Linked DNA regions of Homo sapiens: region 2 is linked to region 1. The links are chromatin contacts, found by Hi-C in ENCODE. All regions are on one chromosome and are shown on one strand. The core of a region is the stretch at or near the end of the contact, and the rest is flanking DNA. Distances in the headings are between cores, read along the strand shown. Region 1 has its middle 61 kb from the start of LRRC37A3. Region 2 holds the start of CEP112 (centrosomal protein 112).

Region 1 (6,657 bases), core at 2,467-4,966:
TCCCAAAACCCTCACTAGCGTGGGACCTGTGCCAGTTACTTGACCTCTTTTTCATTTCTTCACTAGTTTGTAAAACGGACACAATTACAGCACATCTTTTATTGTTATTATTTGACACGAAGTCTCACTCTGTCACCCATGCTGGAGTGCAGTGGCGTGATCTTGGCTCACTGCAACCTCTGCCTCCTGGGTTCAAGCGATTCTCGTGCCTCAGTCTCCCGAGTAGCTGGGATTACAGGCACGCACCACCACGCCCGGCTAATTTTTGTATTTTTAGTAGAGACGGGGTTTCACCATGCTGGCCAGGCTGGTCTCAAACTCCTGACCTCAGGTGATCCATCTATCTCGGCCTCCGAAAGTGCAGGGATTACAGGCATGAGCCACCGCGCCCCGCCTACAGCACATCTTAGCAGAATTTTAGGGATCAAATGAGTTCCTTTGGATACTGTGCCTGTTTTTGACTGAACGGCTGTCTTCTGACATCCTGAGTGGCTTCTTTAGCTTAGTTGTCACCTCTTCTATAGCCTCATCCTGCCTCATGACAAAACTTCTCTTCTGCCTGTTCATTGCCTTGTGTGTACGTAATAATACTGCAGTTGTCCTTGTCACAATGATTGGAACCTATTTCTTACATGTCACCCTTACTCAACTGCGAGATGCTTGAGGGTAAAGACTCTCATACGGGGTGTCTGAAGCATAAAAGGTATTCACTAGATTTTCAGTCAGTTTTTTTTTTTTTTTTTTTTTTTTTTGTTGTTGTTGTTGTTGTTTTGAGACGGAATCTCACTCTGTCGCCCAGGCTGGAGTGCAGTTGCGTATCTGAGCTCACTGCAAGCTCCGCCTCCTGGGTTCAGGCCATTTTTCTGCCTCAGCCTCCCGAGTAGCTGGGACTACCAGTGCCCGCCTCCACGCCCAGCTAATTTTTTTTTTTTTGTATTTTTAGTAGAGGCGGGGTTTCACCGTGTTAGCCAGGATGGTCTCGATCTCCTGACAGTTTTTTGGTATTCATTAAAAAGAACTTCATTTTGCATTTAAACTGTTTAAATTTCTGAATCGTGAACTTTGTACTTGCTCAAAAATTTTAGGATAGCATGTTTCTGCATGGTCTAATATTTATTTTTTTAAAAAAACTTACCAGGCGTGGTGTCTCATGCCTATGATCCCAGCACTTTGGGAAGCTAAGACAGGAGGATCACTTGAGCCTAGGAGTTCCAGACCAGCCTGGTCAACATAGGGGGAGACCCCATCTCTAGAAAAAAAGCCAGGTGTAGTGACACATGCCTGTAGTCTCAGCTACTTGGGAGGCTGAAGTGGGAGGATGGATTGAGCCTGGGAGGTCGAGGCTGCAGTGAACCATGATTCACAGCACTTTAGCCTGGGCAACAGAGTGAGACCCTGTTCAAAAAAGTAAATAAATAAACACCTTAGTGCTTCAGGGGGGTTAGTTTTTTTTTTTTTTTTTCATTAGAAGGAAAAGACACTTTCTCTTACTAAGGTATTTTTGCCTGTTAACTAATATGCAGTTGCAAAATGAACCATAGGCTGTTTGCATTTCAAAGAACACTACAAGTTCTGATATTTAGAAATGAGTGTATATGCCAGTGGCCCAAGGTTGGAAAAGAAAGTTGGTAACAACATTAGAAGGTGGCAGAAATCAGGAAAGAAATGTAACATATACGGCAGATGAAGGGTTTAAAAATAGCTTTTACATATCAACACGGAAAAACACCATGACATAAAAATGAGCAAAAAATATGAACCATATAATCCGAATGGTTCATTAACATCCATGTGTTCAACTTTATTGAACACATGAATGAACTCAAAGGAAAACCACTCTAATAATGTTTTCTTACCTGCTAATTTGGCCAAAGTGTTTATTTTGAAATAATTTCAAGCTAACAGAAAAGTGGCAAAAATAGTATAAAGAATCCCTGCATTCTCTTCACCCAGATTCCCCAGTACTTAACATTTTACCTCATTTCTTTATCATTCTCTTTCTTTCTGTGTCTTTATCTCTGTCTCTCTCTATATGTAAATGTACATTGTTTCCCTGAACTGTTTGAGAGTAAATTGCAGGCCGGGGGCGGGTGCAGTGGCTCACGCCTGTAATCCCAGCACTCTGGGAAGCTGAGGTGGGTTGATCACTTGAGGTCAGGAGTTTGAGACCAGCCAGGCCAAAATGGTGAAACCCAATCTCTACTAAAAATACAAAAATTAGCAGGGTGTGGCGTTACATGCCTGTAATCCCAACTACTTGGGAGGCTGAGGCAGGAGAATCGCTTGAACCCAGGAGGCGGAGGTTGCAGTGAGCTGAGATCACGTTATTGCACTCCAGCCTGGGCAACAGAGCAAGACTGTCTCCAAAAAAAAGTAAGTTGCAGACATGATGCCCTGGACTCCTAAATACCTCATAGTATATTCCCAAAAATCAAGCACATTTTCGTAAGTAGCCACAGTACAACTAAAACATGAGTCCATACTGACATTTCCAATTCCAGTCCAGCCTGACACCACAGAGTTCATTCATTCTAGCCTTCCATTTTTCCATATGTATGATGTCCTTCATCAGTAGAGAGAAACCTGGCTCCTGTTATTCACAATTTATTTATTTATTTGCTCTGTACTAGAATATGTACTAAAAATAATTTCAGAATTCCTAATCCATAGCACTGCAGGAAAACAATTCTACCAATTAGTATGTATTTAAGGTTCTTTATAGCCAGAGGATATATATTAAAATAACTGTGTTCAAGTTACCTACCTAGGTTAGTTCCCCCTCCCAATTCTGCCCTTCAGTGTAGTATTGTTATTAACATGAAATATAGTTAGGTTCATTTATTTTTGTTTGCATTCCATTTTATGAATTTCCCCCCAACCTTGATCTTTTTTTGATTGTGTGATACATTAACATGGTTACTAAAAAGTTGTATTTGATGATAATGTCCAATGATGGTAGACTGTCCTGGCGGAGTGTATAAACAGGTCGAATCTTTCTGGTGAACAACCTGACATGGAGTATTAATAGCTTTTAAAATGTTCATACCTATTGACCCAATAAGAGATCTCACAGACTTATGGTTAAGGATAGTCAACAAAATATTATTTATAATTATGAAAATTAGAAACAATCAAAATATCCAGCTATTGGAGACTGGAAAAGCATAAATTATTAATCATAGACCATAAATTACATGTACATTCATATGTTAGAATACTAAGCATCTATTTAAAATCATTTCTCAGCTGGGCACAGTGGCTCATGCCTGTAATCCCAGCACTTTGGGAGGCCAAAACAGGCTGATCACCTGAGGTCAGGAGTTCAAGACCAGCCTGGCTAACATGGCGAAACCCGGTCTCTACTAAAAATACAACAATTAGCCAGGTGTGGTGGCACATGCTTGTAGTTCCAGCTACTCAGGCGGCTGAAGCAGGAGAATCGCTTGAACCTGGCAGAAAGAGGTTGCAGTGAGCCATGGTCACACCACTGCACTCCGGCCTGAGCGACAGAGCGAGACTATCTCAAGAAAAAAAAAAATCATTTCTCAAAGACAGTAGTGACCTAGAGAAATGCTAAGGGGAAATAAAGTGTGACACAGAAATGTTTACACGTTGTAATTTTTTTTTTTTTTTTTTTGGGACGGGGCCTTACTCTGTCACCCAGGCTGGAGTACAGTAGTGTGATTACAGCTCACTGCAGCCTGGACGTCTCAGGATCAGGTGATTCTCCCACCTCAGCCTCCCAAGTAGCTGGGATTATAGGTATGCACCATTACACTTGGCTAATGTTTTGTGTTTTTTGTAGAGAAGGGGTTTCACCATGTTGCCTAGGCTTGTTTTGGTTTTGAACTTCTGGGCTCAAGCCATCTGCATGCCTCCACCTTCCAAAGTGCTGGGATTACAGGCATGAGCCATCTTGCCTGGCCTATATGTTGTAATCTTATTTTTGTTTTAAAAAGATGTGCTTGGCCGGGCATGGTGGCTCATGACTGTAACTCCAGAACTTTGGGAAGCTGAGGCAGGCAGATCATCTGAGGTCAGGGGTTCCAGACCTGCCTGGCCAACAAGGCGAAACCCCATCTCTACTAAAAAATACAAAAATTAGCTGGGCATGGTAGCACACGCCTGAAATCCCAGCTACTCGGGAGGCTGAGCCATGAGAATCACTTGAACCAGGGTGGCGGAGGTTGCAGTGAGCCAAGATCGTGCCACTGTACTCACTCTGTGTCCAAAAAAAAAAAAAAAAGAAAGTGCTGATAAGTAATAATCTATGAATAATGAGATATTTGGTGGTTTTGATTTCTCTCTCTCCTGCTTTACTTGTTAATTTGCCTTTTCCAAACTTTCTACAATAAGTATTATTACTTTTACAGTCAGAAAGCAATTTAACAAGTCAGTAGTGTATTAATATTTAGGCATTCCTAAATATACAAATGACCCTTGGGCATAACAGCTTCTCCATGTTTTCTAGGTGGTTCTCTGCCTCTGTCTTTCTGCCTAGGCTTTCAGCTGCTCCTCAATCTATTTTTCTATGGTCTCTGAATTTTACTTACACCAACATACCACTAACTAGAGATTCATTTAGATTAACAACCAAGCCATCCTTTGTCTTCCTAATTTGTTGACTTTATTTTAAAATTACTTTATGGACCGGGTGCAGTGGCTCACGCCTGTAATCTCAGCACTTTGGGAAGCCAAGGCAAGCGGATCACTTAGGTCAGGAGTTCGAGACCAGCCTGGCCAATGTGGCAAAACCCCGTCTCTGCTAAAAAAAAAAAAAAAAAAAAACCACACAGAAGATTAGCCAAGTGTGCCAAGTGTGGTGGCACACACCTGTAGTCCCAGCTACTTGGGAGGCTGAGGCAGGAGAATCGCTTGAACCTGGGAGGCAGAGGTTGCAGTGACCTGAGATCACACCACTGCATTTCAGCTTGGATAATAGAGCAACACTTGGTCTCAAAAAATAAATAAATAATAAAATTACTATATATATGAAAATATTCCAAATATACATTTTTAAAAGCTAAGAAGTACTAAAAGCATTGTAATGAAAAGTAATAGTCCCCACCCCATAGGCCAACTTCCTAGAGGCTACTGTTCTCAACTCCTTGGCTGTTTTTTCTGGTATTTATCTCCATGTTTCTCAACAATGTGTGTATAGTGAGATTTCTTGATCTTTTGATTTTAGGTAGCATCTGTTAATTTATTGCCATGAGAGATGAGGACTTAACTCTCATACATCATACTTTCTACCTCTCATTCCTCTGGTGATTATATCACACATTTTGGTTGAATCTGGTGGTCAGTGTTTACATTATGATGATTATGCAAACATTGTGTACTACAGAGCCAAGTAGTGTACTATGACCATGCTTTCTTTCTTGTAGAACCTCTTTATTTTTGCCTAGAGTTAATCATCACTTGATTTCTATTATTTATTTTCTTTTAAAAAACTATATAACATGCATGTGCCTTATTTTTTATGATTCTCTGATTCTTTACTTTGTTTTTTAATGCTTCTCTACATGGCCCGTTTACACTAGTTACATTTTTTTTCTGGGTACCCTCATCTCCACATTCCTATCTATACTGGTCATCCATGGGCCTACTGCATAGCTGTTCCTAGGACTGCAACTACACTTTGCTCTGTTGGATCCCCTGTTTCTTAAATTACTAAATTCTGTCTTCCTCTTTCCTGGCCTACTCCTTTGGTTTCAGTAGCACATCCCCAGAACCTTCTGGAATAAAGGTACATAGAGATAAATATTTTGAGAACTTTGACATCTGAAAATGTTTTTATCCTGCCCTCATACTTGATTGAGAATTTATTGAGTTGGTGTGGAATTCTAGATTGCAAATCATTTCCCCTCAGAATTATAAACAGTTTGCTCCAGTTTCTTCTGACTTCCAATGTTGCTACTGAGATGTTCAATGCCATTTTGATTCCTAGTTCTTTGTATGTTATCTGTTATTTTTAGGAAGATTATAGGGTCTCCTTTTTATCCTTAGCGTTCTGAAGGGTTATAAAGATGTGCCTTAGCCTGAACCTTTCTTCTCATTCATTTTGTGGCTCACTTAGCAGGCCCTTTGATACTGAGACTCTTATCCTTTCATTCTGAGAAATTTTCTGGTATTATTTTTTTGATAATTTCCTTCCCTCCATTCTTGCTGGATGTTGGACTTTCAGAATAGATCCTCAAATTTTCTTATCTCTCACATTTTTTCCATCTTTTTGTACTACATTCTGAAGTTTTTATCAATTATTTTTTTTCTTTTTCTTTTCTTTTCTTTTTTTTTTGAGACAGAGTTTCGCTCTGTTGCCCAGGCTGGAGTGCAGTGGTGCGATCTCAACTCACTGCAACCTCCACCTCTTGGTTTCAACCAGTTCTCTGCCTCAGCCTCCCTAGTAGCTGGGATTACAGACACCCACCACCACACCCAGCTAATTTTTTTTTTTTTTGTATTTTTAGTAGAGATGGGGTTTCATCATCTTGGCCAGGCTGATCTTGAACTCCTGACCTCGTGATCCACCCATCTCGGCCTCCCAAAGTGCTGGGATTATAGGTGTGAGCCACTGTGCCCAGACTTTATAAATTATCTTCTATCTTTTCTTTTGAATACTTACTTTAAACTATTCTGCTTTTCAATAGCCAAAAT
Region 2 (6,657 bases), core at 1,339-3,838, 1.2 Mb after region 1:
GGAATTGCTATATTGACATGCAATATTGAAGTATACATTTAAAAAAAAAACTAAAGAATCAAAGTAACATTTGGTAAAAACTAAAAATCTGCTTCTTCTTATCCCTTAATTTTTCTCCAAAAAAATAAAGAAATGGAAAAAGAAACAAAAAAACTAACATTTCAAACCTTCAAGGAATTATTGCTATACAAATTACATCTTATTGGCCAGGTGTGGTGGCTCACATCTGTAATCCAAACACTTCGGGAGGCCAAGGTGAGTGGATCATTTGATCCCAGGAGTTCAAGACCAGCCTGGGCAACATAGTGAGACCCTGTCTCTACAAAAAAATACAAAAATTAGCCAAGCATGGTAGCATGCATCTGTAGTCCCAGCTACTCGGGAGACTGAGGTGGGAGGATCACTTGAGCCCAAGAGGTCAAGGCTGCAATGAGCCAAGATCACACCACTGCACTCCAGCCTGAGCAATAAAGTGAGACCCTGTCTCAAAAAACCTGAAAATGGAACGGGTGCAGTGGCTCACACCTGTAATCCCAGCACTTTGGGAGGCCGAGGCGGGAGGGTCACCTGAGGTCAGGAGTTCGAGACAAGCCTGGCCAATTAAAAACACAAAAATTAGCCGGGCATGGTGGCAGGCACCTGTAATCCCAGCTACTCAGGAAGCTGAGGCAGGAGAATCGCTTGAACCTGGGAGGCAGAGGTTGCAGTGAGCTGAAATCATGCCACTGCACTCCAGCCTGGGTGACAAGAGCAAAGCTCCGTCTCAAAAAAAAAAAAATTGAAAATGAAAAATAAATAATTTAAAAACAAATTACATCATATTCACAAATTGTATCTAAGTTCCAACTTATCAAAAGTTTCATACCATTTATCAGAATTGAAAATTTAAATTACTGGAATTGAAAAATAAGTAAAGCAACATCTTTGGCTTAGGCTTAGAGTAATTATAGTGTGCCTATCAGTTATATAAATTATTTCAAAGGTAACCCAGGTGACGGACGTTGCAGTGAGCGTGAGCTGAGTTTGCACCACTGCACTCCAGCCTGGGCCACAGAGCAAGACTGTCTCAAAAAAATAAATAATTCCAAAGGTAAAAAAGAAGTAAATTGGGTGACTCTTGCTTATAGCTACAATCTATATTTGGATCATGTCTTTTATTAAACTCACCCATGCTGCCTTTTTTTAAACTTCTTTTTGGACAGCTACAAAATGGGCTTACCTACCCTACAGTCAGCAAACATAACCAAACCACAAGTATTAAAAGGTCTGGGAAAAAAAGGAGTCACAACTGCCAAGCAAAGAATACACTTCATTCATATCACACTCCTTGCCAAACAAAACAAACGTTCTTGGAAGTTGTGTAAAACCCATTTTGTTCAATCAAATCATATTTTAAATATATTGTGGGTCATTAAAGAAAACTGGAAACGTCGACAAATTAAAAAGGATTAGAGGTGCACGTTTTCTCTGGCTTACACGTGTGGATGTTTTGACAAGAGCCTTCCCTGACTCTACCCGTAGCTCAGTGTGTGCTTTAGAAACAAATCTCAGTTTATTCTCTGGCCCGGCCCTACCATTTCCGCACCATTTCCATGGTCATTTCACAGAGGAAGAAGGAAGCTGAGGCTTAAGTGAGGTGAAGTCACTGACCTAGGTTCTTAGTGGACAGTGACAGCTGGGCCTGAACACTGCACAAATTATTAATACCATGCATTCCACTAAGCTGCAGCCTGACCACTGTGGAGAGGCTCATGGAATTTAATGTGCCTTTTCTATCTTATTTTGACTCATCTTAAAATATTAAAAACAAATAAAAGTAGCCGTGCAATGATCAGAAAAGCTGTTCACATTTACTTATGTCGTTCTCTTGAACACTTAAAAATAATTAACTCAGAAACACAGGGTAGCATCCTACATGCGGCGGTGCTGGGCTTGGGCCTCTCCAAGCGGCCTATGACTTTCTGCAAACCAACCAGCGCCCTGGTTCTGTCCCCGCAAATCCAGCTGATTGTTCTGAGACTCTTTTCTGGGACGGAATTGAAAACTCCAGCGGTGCCGTTCCTGGCAGTCCCTTCCTCGGCCCGCCGAGGCCCAGGCCCAGGCCGCGCTCCTACCTTGTCCAGGACACAGATTTCCTCTCCCAGTCGCAAACCCTTGGGTCAGACTCTTGGACCACGTCAGACCGATCAAACCGGCTGATCAAACTTTACTTAGAACTTTCCCAAGTCGTCCCGGCCTGGATCGCGCTCTGCCTGCCGGGGACACCACAGCGGGCAGCGCCGGGACCCCAGGGGCGCGCGCCCCCCAGGCCCGGAGAACGGGCCCAGGGCCTGAGGGCGACGCCCCTTCCCGAACGGGCCCGCAAGGGCGGGGCGGCAGCCACCGGCGCAAAATTCCACTCAAGAACCTGGTGGGAGGGGCGGGGGAAGGAAATTCAGAAAAAAACGAGAACCTGGCACCACCACACGCAAGCTTTCCGCTCGGCCGCTGCCGCCAACGCCGCCGCCACCGCCGCCCCTGCCAAACGGTTTCAAATCCTTGCGGGCCGCTGGGTCGCCGCCGCCCAGCAGCCCGGGGGCGGGGACTTTCGCGCTCGCATTTCCCCGCCCCCTACTCCACCCCTCTAGCCTGCGGTGCGGTTGCCATGGCGACGTTCCCGGCGGCGGCGACCACCGGCGCCCCAGGCTGGGGGCGGAGACTTCCGCGCGGGCATTTCTCCACCCACAGGTGGCGGCGTGCGCGCGGCCCCGTTGCCATGGCGACGCTCCTGCTGGCCCAGCAACCGCCAGACTCGCACCCCAGCTTGTGGGCCCCTTGGCGGGTCCCCAGTCGAAGCTTCCGGGATAACCCGACCACAGTTTGAATGCTGCTGCCCTCCCGCATCCCGCGCAGAGTCGCTTATGATCACCTTAGGGGCCGTGGCGAAAAAATAAGGGCACAGAAAATGGGGCGGCTGGAGGATGTTCACAAAAGGGGTGATCCGTTATGTGGACAGACATCAGAGTTGAATGGGTCTCAAGTGAAAATTTCCTCACTCTCTGATATATCAAAACCCAAGTCAAATTCTTCAAAAGGTTCTTTTTAAAACCTATCTCACTGGAAGTAAACACCAACAGCTAGCTCTTCCTTGTCTCAAAGACAAATCATGCTAAGGAAAATAAAGGGTACAGAATGCTTTTAAGAATGTTTAGTTTTCAAAAGCATACTTGAACATGTTTATAACTAGGGAATGATATATAATCCAGATAATTAGTACTGAGAATCAAGGATGCAAAATCAAGCATGCAATTGCAGGAATTTAACCAGTCAGTTAATACATTCAAGATAGATAAACTGGCCGGGCGGGGTGGCTCACGTCTGTAATCCCAGTACTTTGGGAGGCCAAGGTGGGCGGATCAGGAGGTCAGGAGATCGAGACCATCCGGGCTAACACGGTGAAACCCTGTCTCTCCTAAAAATACAAAAAATTAGCCAGGCGTGGTGGCACACGGCTGTAATCCCAGTTACTCGGGAGGCTGAGGCAGGAGAATTGCTTGAACCCGGGAAGCAAAGGTTGCAGTGAGCCGAGATTGCGCTACTGCACTCTAGCCTGGGCGACAGAGCGAGACTCAAAAAAAAAAAAAAAGATAAACTACCCTACTCCAGCCTCAGGAGGAGGAGGACATTGGTCAAAGGAAACAAAATTTAAGTTAGATTGGAGGAATAAGTCTAAGCGATCTATTTTACAACGTGGTGACCATAGTAAATGATAATGTATTGTGTTCTTGAAAATTGCTAAAAGAGTACATCTTAAGTGTTCTCATCACAAAATTAATAAGTATGTGAAGCAACGCTTATGTTAATTAGCTTGACTTAGTCATTTCACAATGTTGTGCATAATAAATATATGCAATTTTTAGAATCATAAACTGCATTGCTGAAAGAATATGAAATGAATTTGACAAATGGTGTCTAAATAAACATGAAAAGAAAAATAGAAGATAAATAAATAGAAGATAAATCAAAGAAAAAATGTAACAAGCTCAAGCTCATCTCAGAGGAAATAACTATAGCAGAAAAATATAACTGAAAATGAAAAATGTCTTTAAATATTTCCTCTACTTAGGTGAAAATAAGATGAGTAGATCTCCCTTCCCGCTTTTAAGAACAAGCTGATTGTCATTTTTTTCATTTATATATATCATTTTCATTTATATATTTTTCATTCATATATACACACACATGCAAATAAAAATATTAAGATATGCATAGAGAGTTTTATTATTTATGTTATATGTATATAACATGAAAGGGATACCAGCTTGAGCCTGAGCTGTGTTCACCTTAGAACTCAAGCCTACATGTCATGTTTAGACGACTGGTAGGCAAGTTTCACTTGGAAACTCCTTACCTGAGAACCAAGGAACCTCCTAGAAATTAAGTCATCCTGGCTGAGCATGGTGGCTCATGCCTGTAATCCCAGCACTTCGGGAGGCTGAGGCAGGTGGATCATGAGGTCAGGAGTTCAAGACCAGCCTGGCCAATATGGTGAAACCCCGTCTCTACTAAAAATACAAAAATTAGCAGGTGTGGTGGCAGACGCCTGTGATCCCAGCTACTCAGGAGGCTGAGGCAGGAGAACCGCTTGAACCCAGGAGGTGGAGGTTGCAGTGAGCCAAGATCACGCCACTGCACTCTAGCCTGGGTAACAGAGTGAGACTCTATCTCGAAAAAAAAAAGAAAAAGTAAGTCATCCTAAAGAGATCTGGTTCAATGGCAATATGCAAAATTGAAGGGGAAAGTGATGATGCATGAAGCAAAGTGTTGGCCGTGAGTTGCCCTTCATGTAGCATCTTCCTCTTTGTATAAGAGAGTGATTCCTAATCTTACAGTGTAAAGAACTTCCTTTGAGAATTTTCTTTTTTCTTTTTTTAGAGGCAGAGCCTGGCTCTGTCACCTAGGCTGGAGTGCAGTGGCATGATCATAGCTCACTACAGCCTCCAACTCCTGAGCTCAAGCAATCCTCCCACCTCAGCCTCCCAAGTAGCTCAGTCAGAGACAGAGCACTATGATAGGGTAGTTCCATCATACACAGAGCACCCATGTGACTCACCCTGGGGACCTCTACAAATATTTGGGAAGAAATTGCTGAACTCAGAGCCTATTCAGGAACCTCAAGGATGAAGCCAGGTAAATATTCTCTTGTCGGCCAGGCGTGGTGGCTCACGCCTGTAATCCCAGCACTTTGGGAGGCCGAGGCAGGCGGATCACGAGGTCAGGAGATCGAGACCCGCCTGGCTAACACGGTGAAACCCCATCTCTACTAAAAATACAAAAAAGAAAATTAGCAGGCGTGGTGGTGGGCGCCTGTAGTCCCAGCTACTTGGGAGGCTGAGGCAGGAGAATGGCATGAACCCGGGAGGCAGAGCTTGCAGTGAGTCAAGATCGTGCCACTGCACTCCAGCCTGGGCGACATAGCGAGACTCTGTCTCAAAAAAAAAAATATATATATATATATATATATATTCTCTTGTCACTGTTGTAGTGTAGCTCCAGGCTTATGTGGCCTAAAAAATGCAGTGTCTTATAAATGTTTTATGGCCAAACACCTATGGTAATCAATGAATTTTCCTTCTACGTCTAGTTACTGCATAAAGATAATAATCTTCCAACTCAATGTACATTTATTGAACATCAGGTATATGCAGGCATATTAAGGGAATGTTTCCTCCACTGGAAATGCTATGACACTTTGCTCTTCACCTTAGCTTAAATATCAGTACCTCAGAGAGGCCTTCACTGATTCTCAAACCAGCCCTTATTTCCTTTCAAATCCCCTGGTTCTCTTTTCTTCATTGCATTTATCAAAATTTGTCATCAAATATTAATTAGTGGAATCTATTTATTTATTTATTTATTTATTTGAGACGGAGTCTCGCTCTGTCGTCCAGACTGGAGTGCAGTGGTGTGATCTCAGCTCACTGCAACTTCCACCTCCCGGGTTCAAACAATTCTACTGCTTCAGCCTTCAGAGTAGCTGGGATTACAGGCGCGTGCCACCACACCCAGCTAATTTTTTATATTTTTGGTAGAGATGGGGTTTCACCATGTTGGCCAGGCTGATCTTGAACTCCTGACCTCAAGTGATCCACCCACCTCTGCCTCCTAAAGTGTTGGGATTACAGGTGTGAGCCACTGCACCCAACCCAGGTGTAATCTTTTAAAAATGCCTATAGTTTCCAAAAGAATGAAGACGATACCTGTTAGGTTCACCATTGCACAGACAGCACCTTGCAGGGTACCTACCATATAGAAACAATCCATAAATGTTCACTGAATCACCAAATGAATGAACATTAATTTTCGTGCTTTTCTCTGCACATGTGGTAGAATATGACCACCCTATGCATAAAGCTTCCAGTCTAGAAACCCGGAAGACTAACTTTTCTGAATATAAATCTCTTGCTACGGAGAGTGAAACTGAGTGATCTAATTTGAATCAGGTAAGCACAATTAGTCCAATGAGATATGGCCAGGAGATAGGGCATCCTATTGTATAAACATGACTTTCTTAGCTCATCTTTGCACTTTGGGGAGAGGGTTTGGGGTTATTTTCTCAGAGGACTGAACTGATGGGTAAACCCAAATGGTTCTAACTACAACAAAGATTCTGGACTT

What was found. Hi-C counts contacts between places; a loop is a spot of excess contacts on that map. Pooled maps may share reads with other maps.
Region 2: a map of CD8-positive, alpha-beta T cell shows a loop between it and region 1 (8-fold over the local background). The contact joins the promoter of CEP112 here to the enhancer-like site in region 1. A Hi-C loop is called at or near these places in 1 of 168 maps with a recorded cell type or tissue (CD8-positive, alpha-beta T cell), 1 of 37 single-sample maps with no recorded cell type and 5 of 50 pooled maps.

Annotation. Positions count from the first base shown.
Region 1 is chr17:64,977,020-64,983,676 of GRCh38, forward strand. No RefSeq gene overlaps it. Among named protein-coding and RNA genes, the nearest start is that of LRRC37A3, 61 kb to the left of the region's middle. Within about 2 kb of position 3,717, at least 2 of the 41 ENCODE cell types and tissues checked have a DNase peak (open chromatin) inside an H3K27ac peak, as active enhancers do.
Region 2 is chr17:66,189,545-66,196,201 of GRCh38, forward strand. It overlaps CEP112 (centrosomal protein 112), which reads right to left and starts at 2,589. Exons shown (of 27, transcript NM_001199165.4): 1 at 2,453-2,589.